Linked DNA regions of Homo sapiens: regions 1, 2, 3 and 5 are each linked to region 4. A link is a contact called in ENCODE Hi-C or POLR2A ChIA-PET data. All regions are on one chromosome and are shown on one strand. Each heading gives the region's core, a stretch centred on a gene start or an enhancer-like site at or near the end of the contact. The rest is flanking DNA. Distances are from core to core; before and after follow the strand shown.

The links. A loop is a pair of places that touch in the nucleus more often than their neighbours do. ChIA-PET counts read pairs that join two places held with the same protein, here RNA polymerase II (POLR2A). Pooled maps may share reads with other maps.
Region 1: a map with no recorded cell type shows a loop between it and region 4 (3-fold over the local background). The contact joins the enhancer-like site here to the promoter of GDI2 in region 4. A Hi-C loop is called at or near these places in 4 of 37 single-sample maps with no recorded cell type and 2 of 50 pooled maps.
Region 2: a loop to region 4 is called in a pooled map, with 5 times the contacts of the local background. The contact joins the promoter of SFMBT2 here to the promoter of GDI2 in region 4. A Hi-C loop is called at or near these places in 6 of 50 pooled maps. POLR2A ChIA-PET finds 5 or more read pairs at or near these places in 3 of 52 experiments (SK-N-SH, WTC11 and activated naive CD8-positive, alpha-beta T cell).
Region 3: a loop to region 4 is called in a pooled map, with 5 times the contacts of the local background. The contact joins the enhancer-like site here to the promoter of GDI2 in region 4. A Hi-C loop is called at or near these places in 2 of 37 single-sample maps with no recorded cell type and 2 of 50 pooled maps. POLR2A ChIA-PET finds 5 or more read pairs at or near these places in 3 of 52 experiments (GM10248, GM12878 and activated CD4-positive, alpha-beta T cell).
Region 5: a loop to region 4 is called in a map with no recorded cell type, with 12 times the contacts of the local background. The contact joins the enhancer-like site here to the promoter of GDI2 in region 4. A Hi-C loop is called at or near these places in 4 of 37 single-sample maps with no recorded cell type and 5 of 50 pooled maps.

The regions. Positions count from the first base shown.
Region 1 is chr10:3,867,926-3,870,625 of GRCh38, forward strand. No RefSeq gene overlaps it. Among named protein-coding and RNA genes, the nearest start is that of LINC02639, 35 kb to the left of the region's middle. RefSeq lists an enhancer at 1,778-2,277. Within about 2 kb of position 1,355, at least 4 of the 41 ENCODE cell types and tissues checked have a DNase peak (open chromatin) inside an H3K27ac peak, as active enhancers do.
Region 2 is chr10:7,409,627-7,412,326 of GRCh38, forward strand. SFMBT2 (Scm like with four mbt domains 2) reads right to left here and starts at 1,408. Exons shown (of 21, transcript NM_001387889.1): 1 at 1,235-1,408. RefSeq lists a silencer at 1,282-1,421 and enhancers at 1,657-2,577, 2,578-2,700.
Region 3 is chr10:3,851,144-3,853,843 of GRCh38, forward strand. No RefSeq gene overlaps it. Among named protein-coding and RNA genes, the nearest start is that of LINC02639, 19 kb to the left of the region's middle. RefSeq lists enhancers at 24-380, 1,089-2,288. Within about 2 kb of position 1,353, at least 37 of the 41 ENCODE cell types and tissues checked have a DNase peak (open chromatin) inside an H3K27ac peak, as active enhancers do; they include GM12878, where a contact is called at or near this core.
Region 4 is chr10:5,812,076-5,814,775 of GRCh38, forward strand. It overlaps GDI2 (GDP dissociation inhibitor 2), which reads right to left and starts at 1,359. Exons shown (of 11, transcript NM_001494.4): 1 at 1,139-1,359. The coding sequence starts at 1,183. LOC124902367 (a long non-coding RNA gene) reads right to left here and starts at 1,122. Exons shown (of 2, transcript XR_007062041.1): 1 at 240-1,122. RefSeq lists silencers at 640-1,179, 1,320-1,589, 1,650-1,829 and enhancers at 781-1,373, 1,374-1,966, 2,030-2,129.
Region 5 is chr10:6,927,088-6,929,787 of GRCh38, forward strand. The region is part of intron 3 of LOC105376387 (a long non-coding RNA gene); the gene reads right to left. Among named protein-coding and RNA genes, the nearest start is that of LINC00707, 150 kb to the left of the region's middle. RefSeq lists enhancers at 808-1,227, 959-1,048. Within about 2 kb of position 1,309, at least 13 of the 41 ENCODE cell types and tissues checked have a DNase peak (open chromatin) inside an H3K27ac peak, as active enhancers do.

The DNA of each region.
Region 1 (2,700 bases), core at 105-2,604, 1.9 Mb before region 4:
GATATGTTAAAAGAAATCATGGCTCTAAATTCCGGTACACAATGTTTAGTAGATAATAAATGCTATTATGTTTCTGATTTCATCATCAAAATTATCCAGACAGCTAGGTATGACTACACTAGTCATCCAAAATCACCTGAAAATCAGAGAGCTTCAGTGACTTTGGGTGTGGTCACTTCTTAGTAAGAGGCAGAATAGACACTTCTGATTCCATCGCTCATGTTCAGGGTTTTAATTTTTTTTCTTTTTTTGCTCCTTTCACTGTATAATTGCTCATGTGAGATGTTCCAGAGTGAATAGGCTGCCCTTTGGATATTGTCACATATAAAGACAATAAGAGTAAATAGTTGCTTATTTGAAGACATCCATAGAATGGCTCATGTGTCTTGTTTTTTGCTTTTGTTTGTTTATTTGTTTGTAGACACAGAGTCTCACTGTCACCCAGGCTGGAATGCAGTGGTGCGATCATGATTCACTGCAGTCTTGAACACCTGGGCCCAAGCTATCATCTCGCCTCAGCCACTTGAGTAGCTGGGACTACAGGTGCACACACGCCACTGAGCCTAGCTAATTTTCAACTTTTTTTTTTTTTTTTTCAGACAGAGTCTAAATCTGTCGTCCAGGCTGGAGTGCAAAGGCACACTCAGCTCAGTGCAACATCCGCCTACTCGTTTCAAATGATTATCTTTCCTCAGCCTCCTGAGTAGCTGGGATTACAGGCACCCACCATCACACCTGGCTAATTTTTGTATTTTTAGTAGAGATGGGGTTTCACCGTGTTGGCCAGGCTGCTCTTGAACTCCTGACCTCAAATGATTCGGCCCACCTTGGCCTCCAAAAGTGCTGGGATTACAGGTGTGAGACACCACGCCTGGTCAATTTTAAACTTTTTTGTAGAGACAGGGTCTTGCTCTGTTGCCCAGGCTGGTCTCAAACTTCTGGCTTCAAGGGATCCCTCCACCTTAGCCTCCCATTCTGCCACATTCTATTTCTGTAGAAGCAAGTTACAAAGTCCAGCTGACACGCAGAGGAGCAGAATTGAACCTCACCTTTTCAAAGAAGGATTGTCAAAGGATTTGTAGATATATTTTCAAGACACCACACAATGCATTTGATGAGATTCTGATTATAGACCCTTTGGCATATTTTATGTGGACTGTAAGGAACTGGGAAGGATCTAATATTTTACCCTATTTGTAAGGTTTCAAGTTAGCCTGTCCTAGTTTTGTGAATGCTGACAGAAGATATGAGTACTCTGGGTCAAAGACCAAAAGGACTTTATGACTCAAGCAATAGCAGTAGGCAGAGTATCAGCAATTTTGGTTCTCCTACTCCCCACCCCCAGAGGGTGACTGAAGGAGGGTCAGGTGACATTTGCACATGCAGTGGATTGCATTTCAGGAGGTGAACCTAAACTTGGAGGATGGGAAGCTGCCTTTCACAAGAAGCAGTAGGCATACCTGCCCTTTGCTTTGAAGGACACACAGTCTCTGTCTTCCAAAGCTGTTCACTATTTAACTATCTTTCACAAGATACTCCAGGACAAAGACTCTCACGGCCTCTACTCAGAAGATGTGCAGACATGTGAGGGTCATGGAGAATTCTCTTCCGAGTTTATGATAAAGGTGGTTGCATTAGTCAGGGTTCCCAGAGAAACAAACCAATAGGAGATAGATAGGTGGATATTTTAAGGAATTTGCTCATGGGACAGTGGAGGCTTGGTGAGTCCAAAATCTGATGGGGGTGGTAAGCAGTCTGGAGACTCAGGAAAAAGCTGCAGTTTGAGTCTGAAGACAGTTTCGTGCAGAGCCAGAAAGGGCTGATGTTGCAGATGAAGTCTGAAGGCTGTTTGCTGCTGAATTCTCTCTCGCTTGCAGGGAGGTCAGCTTTTTGTGCTCTTCAGGCCTTCGGCAGATCGGATGGGGCTCACCCATATCAGGGAAATCTCACCCAAAAATATCCTCACAGAAATATCCAGAATAAAGATTGACCACATATCTGGGCACCATGGCCCAACCAAGCTGACACATAAAATTAACCGTCACACTAGTGGTATGATTGCTTTATTTAGTTGCAAGAGTTGAAAATAAAAAAAAAAATTAAAAAGGCATTTGGCTGAGGGGCACGGAAGGGCAGCCTATATTTATTGTGAAGTAATGTGTTCAACTGTGAGGGTTCATGTCTGAAGATAGTTCTAAATAAAAAAAGATGATTTTTCTTAATTCCCATTGCCCCATTTCAGATTCCCATTTGATAATTTAAACAAATGCATACTAGCAGCCAGATGCGGTGGCTCGTGCCTGTAATCCCAGCACTTTGGGAAGCTGAGGCAGGTGGATCATCTGAGATCAGGAGTTTGAAAGCAGCCTGGCCAACACGGTAAAACCCCATCTCTAGTAAAAATACAAAAATTAGCCAGGCATAATGGCAGGCACCTGTGATCCCAGCTACTTGGAAGGCTGAGACAGGAGAATCACTTGAACCTGGGAGACGGAGTTTGCGGTGAGCTGAGATTGCACCACTGCACTCCGGCCTGGGTGACAGAGTGAGACTCCATCTCAAAAAAAAAAGAAAACAAAAATGCATACTGGCATGGTCCACCCTAGTCAAACAGATTCAAAGAACTACAGACTTGGAGGAGACCCCAGAGATAATATAATTCATCAACATCATGCTACAACTTTCTGAATATCATGCAAA
Region 2 (2,700 bases), core at 158-2,657, 1.6 Mb after region 4:
ACAGACTCTAACCACGGAAAAAAAAAACCGGACAGCCCATTCCTTCTTTTTTTCCCCACTTAATTCGCTAAAGCGCTTCCTGGGGTAGCCAAAGAGAGTCGAAACTAAGGGGTGGAAACTTCAGCTGGGTTTTTTCCCACCTCAAAACCTTTATTTTCAGTTTTTAAAAGCCACCTTAGCCCGCCATATTGAAACTGGCACGGTTTCTAAAGACTCCTTCCCCGCAGTTGTGGCGCTTCCAAGAAAACACGAGTACGGATCAGGCTCTGGATGAGTGTCCGGCCACCGAGAATCAGCCACTTCCCACCCTCCAGGATCCCCCAGCTCCCTCCAGCCCCTTCCCACCGCCCCTGGTCAAAATCAATAAATACATCTCGCAGTTCCTACAGTTGCATTTTGGCGGATTTCTGCAAAACATACACACACATACACATACCCACGCACGCATATTAAAAAATAAACTCCAGAACCAGCTCAAGTCAGCAATTTTGAAAGGGGGTCGAATAAGAGGAGACAACCGGAAAGCCCCTAAGTGACAGGATATTACTTTAAAGAGAAAATAATGAACAAAAAGACCATCCTCGCTGGAGCACGCTCCAAAACTACTACTGCCAATTTTATTTCAGTTGCTCAGGCAAATGTTTCCAAGGGAGCGATTCCGAATGTCTGCACGATTTTTACCCCCATGCCGGTCTCCGATTCCCCGTCCTCACCATCTTTTTCTCCCACCCAAACCAAAAGAAAGGGGAGACCCCAGCGCGGAGGAGACGCGGGAGCGCGGGGTAGGTAGCAGCGGCGGCTGCGTCGCTAAAATGAGTGCAGAAACGAGGAAGGTGGGCGGCGGGAGGGGACAGGCTGCGCCCGGGGAAGGAGGACACTTTGCAACTCCGGACGGACTCCCGCACGGCTCGGCTTTTCCGAGCCCGGAGACGCAGGCGAAGGGGACCCGGGAAGCAAAAATGACAACCTGGAGCGCACAGAGGAGTTTGAAGCTTCGCTCAAGTGCAGTCGCTTTCTTCTCCTGCCCTTCTCTTTCGCTCCCCTGCACCCTCCCCAGCCTTCCCCCACCCGCCACCTCCAACCCCAGCTCCCTCAGGCTTCCTTCCTTTTTTTTTTTTTCCTTTTTTTTCCTAGGCTGGAAAAAGCCCCTGACCAGCGCACTCAACCTGCGGGCCGAAGGGCTGCTCTCCGGCCAGCCTGGGCGCCGGGGACAGCAGCCGGCGCGGCGTCCTACCTGGTGAAGTTCGTCCTGCCCTCGGCGTGGACCCAGGCCCCGGTCGCCGCCCGGGAGGGCACCGGCCTCGCTCGCTTGCTCGCTCGCCCGCCCTTGCCCGCTCGCTCCCCGCCCGCCGCCTCCCTCGCGCGCCCGCTCCGGTCCTCCGGCTCCCACTACAGCTCATTCCAATATGGCATCCTCTCTGTGCGCATGCTCGGCGCTCTTTTTTTTTTTTTTTTTTTTTTTTTTTTAAGATTTTGTGTGTGTGTGTATGTGTGTGCGTGCGCGTGCAGCGAACTCCTTCAACGACCTTTTCCAGCGCTTGCAAAATTTCTTAAGCCAATTAGCCTGCGGGACGTGATCGGCTCCTTCCCCAGCCAGCTCCGCGCCATTCCCTGCGCCTAAGCAGGCGGGCACCCCCAGGACCCTGGGACCTTCCACGCCCACGCGGCCTCCTCCCCACCGCGCTCCCCTTCCTCCTTTTTGTGAGCTCCCTCCATACATGATCTGCAGAAAGTTCCCATCGCGGGCGTTTCCGCACACCCCTCCGCAAGGACAACTGGGCAAACTCCCGTTTCCCTGGCTGCGGTTCGTGAGCTGGGTTTCCAATGGCTCAGTCGACCGTGTGCACAAACTTGCGCTTTATCCGCCGGGGATCGCTGGGAGCGGAGATAAATTCAATCCCCAGGGCAATCTTGGCCCCGCCCGCCCCACCCCATCCTGTGCTTAAATAGAGCCTTTCTTGAAGCTGCGAACATTTCCAGGCCCCTTGGGCAGGGCTGGAGGGGCCGAGGAGAGCTATTCGAGGGAAAGGTGCCCCGAGGGGCAGGAAATTAAGTTGGGGCTGCCCGGGCGAGCTGCCAGGTAGCCGTGCTCGCCACGGCGTCTCATGGGGCACCTAGCTAGTGGCGGGCCTCATAGGGCGGGAAAAGAATCGTCGCTCACACCCCAGCAAAACGTGGCCCTCGACGGTCCGTTGGAGAGCCCCGGCGGCCGTGAGCCCCGGGCAGGGCTGGACGTCTGCGGAGCCCTCGGGCACTTTGTCCCGGGCGCCTGGGGAGGAACGCGGAGCTCCCAGGGCCTTAGGTGCAACGGCTGCGCAGAGCCCAAACGAAATGTCCCCAGTGCGGAAAAGCCGGTGACGCCCTGGTAGCAAGACCAAGAGCTTCCGAAGAACGCTGCGCCCTTAACTAGGGGGCCTCGCAGAGATGCCTGTGTGGGCCTGCATTGTATATTTCTGCGAAATAGCGAATGGACACGTTTGCTCAGGGTTTTTATGGTTGCCAAAGGGGGTAAAATTACCCAGTCCCCCAAATCTGTGTCCCATGAATCCCTCTCATAGTACCCCTCTCCAGGGGGCCAAGAGGTCCTCCAGGTCCCCGTGGGTTCGCAGCTCCACCCGCCCTTCCTCGCCCTGCATCCCTAAGGAGAGGTGTCCGCTCTGAAGGGCTAGGGGCCAGCCATGGAGTGAGGGGACCGGGGCT
Region 3 (2,700 bases), core at 103-2,602, 2.0 Mb before region 4:
TGCCGCTGTACTCCAGTCCGGGTGACAGAGTGAGATCCTGTCTCCAAAAAAAAAAGATTAGAAAGTTATTGCTCAAGTGATATTTCCATGAAAGTACAACTTAGTGACAAATTACCCATTATTTGAACGCTACAACTTTCACAGAACAAGTTGGACAATGTGTATAGAAGCAAGTTTCTTAACAAACAAGCTATATTACTTAGGAGTAAGGAAGGGGAATGTGGCATCTCATTTCAGACTCTTAACTTCCTCTTTTGAGTCTGACACATCTTCTATATTTTCTTAAGGCCTCCCAGAAGCAAACAGGCAAGGCTGGAAAAAGGAAGTTAAATAGTGATTTGCTCAATTTGAAAGAAACATAACTTTTTCACATGATACCAAACGTTTCCCAAATGAAACACTCCCTACCCTGCCCCAGCATGCAACTTTCCAACTAAATCTGGCCCAAGTAAGTCGTCTCATCAGCTGGATTAAATATACTTTCTTCATCTTTGGCTGGGTCTTACCAAAATGAGTGATTCAACTTCTTAGGAGAGATTGCTGCAAGGGTTACACCAACAGATAAATATGGGAATTTCTTTCACACTTGCTCGTTTCAGACCAATAGCAGAGCTAGGTAAACAGTGATCTCATCTTCAGTCACACAGTTTTGCTGACATTACAAAGAAAGGTGTCAACACAGATTTAAGGTGGCTGTCAACTTACTGAGTCCATCATTTTGGCTTTTGAGTTTTTCACCATAGAGAGCTAACTGAGAAAAACGAAAAACTTTTTTTTCTACTTTTTTTTTAAACTAGAAAAGCAATGGCTGCTCCTTAAATATATGTAAAGAATAGAAAGAAGAGAGAAAGGTACTAATGTATCCCACCACCTATATGGAAACAGTATTCATATTTCTCCTTGATTCTGAAACATTTATGATCTTTGCAGGGAAATTTTTGGTATGTTTCAGGTAACTGTAGATGAGAGCTCTTTCTTTTCAATCAGTTCTGAGAACTTGATATCTTAAGTGGTTCTTTAAGTCCAAAATATTTCAGTTGAGTTAAACTTTAACCAACCTAGGTGATTAGTGTATATGCTCTAAAACCTTGCGGAACACTTTGTATCAACAAATAACACAAACCCTGAATTCCTGGAGCATGTATTATGTTTATATTCAAACATAACCCTGAAATGTGTTCTTACTCTAAGTATCTCAGACACATTCTTCTTATTTGAAAGCTTCGTGTATTACTCAACAACCTCTAACATATCTCAGCGATGTTAAAGACACATAGAGAAGAAATGACATCATGAAGCTGATTCTGTTCTTTCAGCTTTGTGTTTAGCTAATGCTGAACAGAGCGGTGAGTCATGCAGTCCTGTGACCAGCCAGGCGCTTTTCCAATCAGAGTCTGTTAAGATCTTTGACAACAGTACCTGTAGTTGTTTGAAGAGGAGGTTTCAGTAGTGACCTGTACCCTTGGTAATAACAGGCTTTATAGGTAACAAAATGTGTTCTCTGCCTACTGAATAACAAAACACCAATCATGAGATAACGCTTAGTAAAGCTGACTCATTTCCTCCTTTACAGATGAAAGGAGTTGTCCAAGAAATGACTATCTCAGAGGGAAATTTTCCTTCAGGTCATTACGTGAGTCTCTTTAAAGCATGGCGGACTGTAGCATTAGGTTTTCAGTTATTAGGTATATTAAAAAGTAAATTTTATTATGAAATAATATCATACATTTAAAGCCCGGTCCGGTTTTATCTTGAAATATGTGATAACTCCTGGTTTCAGATGCGATTCAGAAGAAATAGGTTGACTTGTATCATCAGGTGTCCAGAAGATTAAAATTTCTGTTTTATTAAAATGTGGAATTCACGTTTGTTTTCAGCCAAGCAAGGTTTGGTGATTCTGCAGCTGTCACCCTCAGCATCTCTGTAGGACAGCCTCTTGCCCCTCTTCACCCAGGTCTGCAGGAGGGTGGCAGCGTGGCTTGGGAAGGCTGGGTGGCGGGAGCTCAGAGGGGGTGCAGTGTTCCCACCACACAGCGGCGGCTCAACTGCCCAGGCTGTGGGGTTTCCAGCTGTGTCGTGTTGACTTGAACCGACTCAGCAGGCGGTGCCCTCCTGGAGCACCTGAAGCCTCCAGAGAAATATGATGGAAAACCAAGAGGCCTCCACCTCCCTGACTTGCTGCGACCTCCTGGGCTTTGCAGCCAGGCTGCTTTCGTGGATGCAGTCCTCGAAGCTAGTTTGGAAGACATTTATTTTTAAATATACAGGAAGCCAAATACGTTGAGAGAAAAGCCGCCTAATGCATTCCTCTGTTCATCTCCAAAGTCATAGCTGGTTTTCTAGACCCGATTTTCATCAGACTTTCCAAAGACAGAAAGAGTCTCCTCTACATAGGGCTTCCTTCTTTGCCTTCATCTGTAATGCGAGCCTTGCCCTAGGTTGCCTCTCTCTCTCCTTGCTCCGCCTGCTTCGGAATTCTCCTGTCATTTCAACAGTGGTACCAAGCTTTTTGTTGTTAGGAAATCACAAATTCTGAAACACACTCAACTGAGCAGATTTAAAAATAACCTAGGCTTCTCTACTATTTGGGTAAGGCCACTTGCTTGTTTGGGGTTGCTAATGGGAATAAGAGACTATGTGTGATTACCTCTAGAGCCTGCTTGTTTGCTCTGAGGAAAGTTTTATTGAAGAGCCACAGGC
Region 4 (2,700 bases), core at 109-2,608:
CACAAGATTTACATCAGTATTCATCTTAATTATGATCAAGCAGCCCAAAGTTAGAATTTCAAATTTCCCCAAAAATTGATAGTTAAAATGGTTTTCTCCAAAGTGAATTCTTTTGCAAGATGAACATTTAAAAAAAAAAAAAAAAGAACAGAAAAAGTACAAACTACAGAACCTGCCTGCGTTATCTACAGATTACCTAAAGTTCCCTTAGAAACAGATAACCAGGAAAATCAATATACCATGATATTAGGTACACCTTGCATTCATATATTACAATGCATTCTTCATGTTATTATCTTCCAACTCCCTGAAGAAAGCTTCGGAGTACAGAGAACTTGGCTTTTAGCAATCCATCACCAACCCAATTCTTAGGGGAAAACAGTCCAGAAGAGACAAAGGAGGCAGAGAACCCACCAAACAAAAGGAAAAGGCGGCGAAGGTCAGGTGCGAAAGCATTTGACGGACAAGTTTTGAAAAAACTCAATTCCAATTCTACAGATGCTCAGTAAGTGAGAAGGGAGGGTGGCTAAAAGGATTCAATAATACTTCTCATTAGCAGGGGGGAGAAAGGATTAAAAGACTAATTTCCACGTTTTCGCCAAAAATATAAGTTAATCAAGCCCTAGCAGTTCCGAAGCAGTGATTATCCAAGACTTGTCAGGAAACCCCGTACTCGGCTTTGGCAGCCAGACTGACCCGGGGCAGCGGCCGAGGCGGAATAGGAAATGCAACCGCGAGGCCTGCACCGTCCCCTCCGCCTCGGGTGCTGGTTTCCAACCGGGCGAGGTCACCGGCCCAAACCGGGGAGCGGGACCCTTGGCCCGGGCGGCCTTCTCCCCTCCCCTCCGCTTCCGCTGGGGGCAAGCGCAGAGGCCGGGCTCGGCCGTCACCCCGCCCCGAGCCTCACGGCCCGCATCTCCATTTCCCCGCCTGCCCCTCACACTGGGAGCCGCCCGCTCGCCCCGGGACGCGGGGCGCCCCTGAACCCGCCCGCGCCCCTAGCCACGACTCCCGTCCCGAAAACTACGGCTGACGGCAGAACGAGACCCCCGAGGAGCTGCGACCCGCGGGCCGTGCAGGAGCCGGGGGTGCGCCCGCCCCGGCTGCTCAGCCCCGGCCCCTCAGCCCTGGCGCCCACCGTCAGGCCGGTGCCCAGCACGATCACGTCGTACTCCTCATTCATGGCGGGGCAGGCGCGGACGCAGGACCCGAGCAAGGAAAAGGCGCAGGGGCTCCGTGACCACCCTACGAGGCTGGGAGGCGCTCTTGGGCGCGAAGGAAAGGGGAAGAGAAAGAGAGGAAAATGGAGCTGGCGACAAGGCGAGACCGACCGCCACCTCAGACGGGAAGAGAAGAACTGGGCGGGGAGAGGAGGGGAGGGAGCGAGGAGGGGAGGGCTGTGACTGAGCCTCCGCAGCCGGGGCGGGGCCTGCAGGCGCCGGGAGGGCCGCCAATCAGGCGCTCCCGGCACTCTAATTGGTTACGTCCCCGTCGCTCGCACAACTTTTTTTCCTTCCCCGCCTCTCGCGAGAGGAAAAGGGCGGGGCGTCGCCATTTTGGCTTCCGGTTCCCCTTGCGGCCTCTGCCACGGTGGTTCGGGAGGCGGCGCGCGGGCCGGGGTGGAGGTGCACGGAGCCGCGGGCGGGGACTGCTGGCCACCACCGTTCTGACTCCCGCCGTCGGGGCGGGAGCTCGCTCGGTCCAAGGTCCCAGAGCCGGATCGCCGCCCTTGGACTTTGAGCGGGCGCGTGCGGCGGCCACGTGGGCGAGGAGCGCGGGCCGGGCTGCCTCTCGGGGGTGGCGGCCTTGGTTCCTCCCGCGGGGCTGGGCTTGCCGGGGCCCGGAGCCCGCCGGGAAGAGTTCGGAAATCACACGTGTCCTTTTTCCCGCTCTGTGCCCTCCTTGTTTAGTGCGTTGCCGGTGGGCGCTTTAGGAAATTGGTAGGAGGAAAAGCGGCTTCTTTTGAAAAGGTAACCCTTAACAGAGATGAAAGTGAAAGCCAGGTTTCATTGGGAAGCCGATCTGCACCTACCGAGGGCTGTAACTTAAAGCCGCTGTAAACGTGGTAGCTGATCCTTGTATGCAAAGGTTTAGGCCCTAAGCTTAGAAACTGTTCCTTGCTTGCCTTCTACCCCGCTCCTCTTTTTCTAGAATTCTCTTAGGAATCTCTGGCTTCATTGAGGACACAGGTGTAAGCAGAAGCTGTGTTCTCAGCTCCAAGAGGCCGACCCCACGAAAGCCTAAGCAGGTGAATTTCGTAAAGACGTTGACAGTTGGAAAACCTGTGCTTTCAGCACGTGATAAATCTGCAGAGTCAGCAGACAATGAAGATTTGGCATTCAAGAACTCCTCAAATACTTCTCGATAGTAGCTATTCAGAGCCTGCCTTGATAGACCGAACTTGCTCATATTTAAATCATTAAGATAGAGGAAAGAATGTAACAACTTTTTAAAATGTTTCTTACCCCATAAATACTTGAAGAAGATATGTTATATTGGACCATGGATCTTTCTGGGGGGGAGGGGAGAAGAAAGCAAAAGTAAAGTTTAAATTTACATTCAACCTTAATTTGATTGTATATATTTGTGACCAAATGAATTAGTGCACAGTTGACCATACAACTGATTATGCAACAGTGAGTGTAACTGACTTTTCTTTTGGCTAAGCTAATGATGACTAAAGAAGGTCCTTCTGTTGCT
Region 5 (2,700 bases), core at 59-2,558, 1.1 Mb after region 4:
TATAGTCATGTTCATAAGAAGATCTCTTCCGAGTGTTTGATGCAACCTCTGCTTCCGCTATCCCATCTTCTCACACTCCCCTTTGTGCTAGTTCTTCTCATCTGCATGCAGCTTCTTTCCTGTCATTTGACCATCATGGAGAAGCTCTTTTTTCATGAACATTTTCCTTCTGAAAACCACATATGTCCCACTGTCAGTTTTGCACATCTATTTCATTATCAGACTTGAAAATGTATCCCTCTTATCCATTTCCTTACTTTATCAAAAATGTTGGAAATGAATAACATATGGAATGTACATTAACTTAGTTACCATCATTTTAGTTGTCCATCACCAGTACCTAATCATGATGGTTAGTTCATGGATGAATTTTCAACGAATATGCATGCAACAATGCTAGGTGTGTCAATGATGGTTCCTTGACTTAAATGAAGTATATGGTCTGCTTAAATCACCTGCCTTTTTCTGTGATCAACTAATTTAAATTAAGAAATGAAATAAAAAATTATAGCAGGGAGCCTTGAAGGTAGGTTGAAAACTGTCTGCTGAGTCAGTAGCTCTATTTTTATCCAAACAGACAAGAAGACAGCAAGCCCCTTGACTTGTGGTTTCCGTTCTCTCATTTCCTGTGTGCACCCACATGAACCATGTGCCCTCCCTGACTCCCTGCCTCCACGTCTAGAGAAGGAGGCGTGGGTCTTCTCTAATTCCCCTTGTGTGCTTGACTTGTTCCCCACCACCCAAGGGCTAAGGCTTAGGCACTGCGTTGAAAACTTCAGCACAGCAGGGAACCTCAGCCACTCTGTCTTCTATCCATCCTCCCTCATGTCTTCTCTGTACTCCTGTCTCTATCAGTTGGCACCTGGGCCTCCGCCTGCCTTCACCTCCTTGTCTCCATCCTTGCAATGAATGCCGTAGTATGACCACCTCTTCTTCTCCAGTGTAACTTCACTCTGGCACTATTTTCTGAAACTTGTGGACCCTCCATGCCACAGCTACCCTAAACCCACTCTCCTGAGAAGCCCCAGTTCCCAGAACGGAAGTCCAGGTCGGCCCTCGGCCGCCACACTTCCCTAAACAGCAGCTGCCTAAGAGTCTGTGAACCTGCACAATTTTCACTAGCAGTGTCTCAACAATTAGCCGGTGCCTCACAAGTGGGGCAGATGGTATAGCCAGGAATGAGAGTTTCATGTTTCTTCTGATTCACATGCATTCCTATCTAAAGGCTGTTTCCTTTTAGAGACAAACTAATTTTTTCTCTTTCGTCCTTTGCCTGGGCTTTATGTTTACTTCTACAAGCTGGCACTTCCGATGGTTTCTAGAGAGCTCATTGGTGCTCTCTCTCTCTCTAACACACACACACACACACACACACACACACACACACACACTATGTACACACCTCACAGGAAATGGAAACTTGTTCCCATTATGGGTCCTGAAACAAAGCTCTGTGGATATGCATGTGCTACTTAGATTTTCTATCCCAGGAAATGAGTTTAAATACCTACCTCCCCAACAAATTTTTTTTTCAGAGACAACAGACCTCGGAAGACAAGTGGAAGTTGAAACTCTCCTTGAATGCGGTTCTTGGGAGTTGGAAATCTCCATTGCCGTTGCTTCCCCATGGAAGGCTTTGCAGTGCTAAATGGCTTATCTCCATGACAACCAGAAGAGCTGGTTGTTGTTTTTTTTTTTTTTTTTTTCTGCTGGACATTTTTTTCTAGATTTTACTTCATATTTAAAATAATTAAAAGTGTTTATCTCAGTACACCACAACCAGTCATTTACTGGGCCAGTGTCAGGAGGCAGTTCACATCCGTTTGGGGTCCACTCAAACCACCTCCATGCTGTCGGCCTTCAAAGTTTCCAAGAGGTTTGGTTTCTCTTTGAAATCTGGCTTCTCACTTGCGCACTGTATAACTTTTAAACAGATTAATTTTTTTAGTTCCTTATATATAAGTTTTCTGCATGTAAAAATTTAAGATAATTTTATGTCAAGAAGAGCAGAGAAGATGTATTAGATAAAGTGTGAGAGACTGCCTGATAGAGCTGAACACATGGGAAGCATACAAAATATTCATCTCTCTGCTTATTCGTTTCCTTAGCAGAATATCTGGCTGCAGCTTACTGTAGCCATCCTGTCATCAGTTCCCAAACGGGAGGAATGCCATGGTCTCTTGACAGAGGCTCTCTTGCACTGTTGGAGGCAAGGGCCTGCTGTCCTGTCAGGTTGGCCCATTTATCCAGTTACTCGTGAAATATCTTGTTCTCTCAGAGAATCAACCGGCGGCTGTGTGCTGACTTCACAAAGAAAAATCCATTCTCTCACCAAGTAGTTGTCAAGCATAATAAAGAAAAACTGGCAGAATAATTGGGGTGGTTGCTGAGTCTAACTCAATATCGTATGAAAGAAAATATATGGAACAGTGGTGTTTAAAGAGAACTGCACACCTCTGTTTGTATGGCAGGCTCAAACACAGCCAGTCAGACGTATGTAGAGTCAAAGTGAGGAAGTGGAGGTCATTTAGACTACTGGTAGACCCAGAATTCGAGCCAAAACAGAAGCAGAAAACAGAAATAGATGCTTCAGGATCTGTCTCTCTGCCAAGCCAACCCAGCGATTCTCATCAGAAACCTCAACAAACAATTGGAAGAGAAACAGGTAGAAATTGTGGTTCAATTTTAAGGTATCATTGT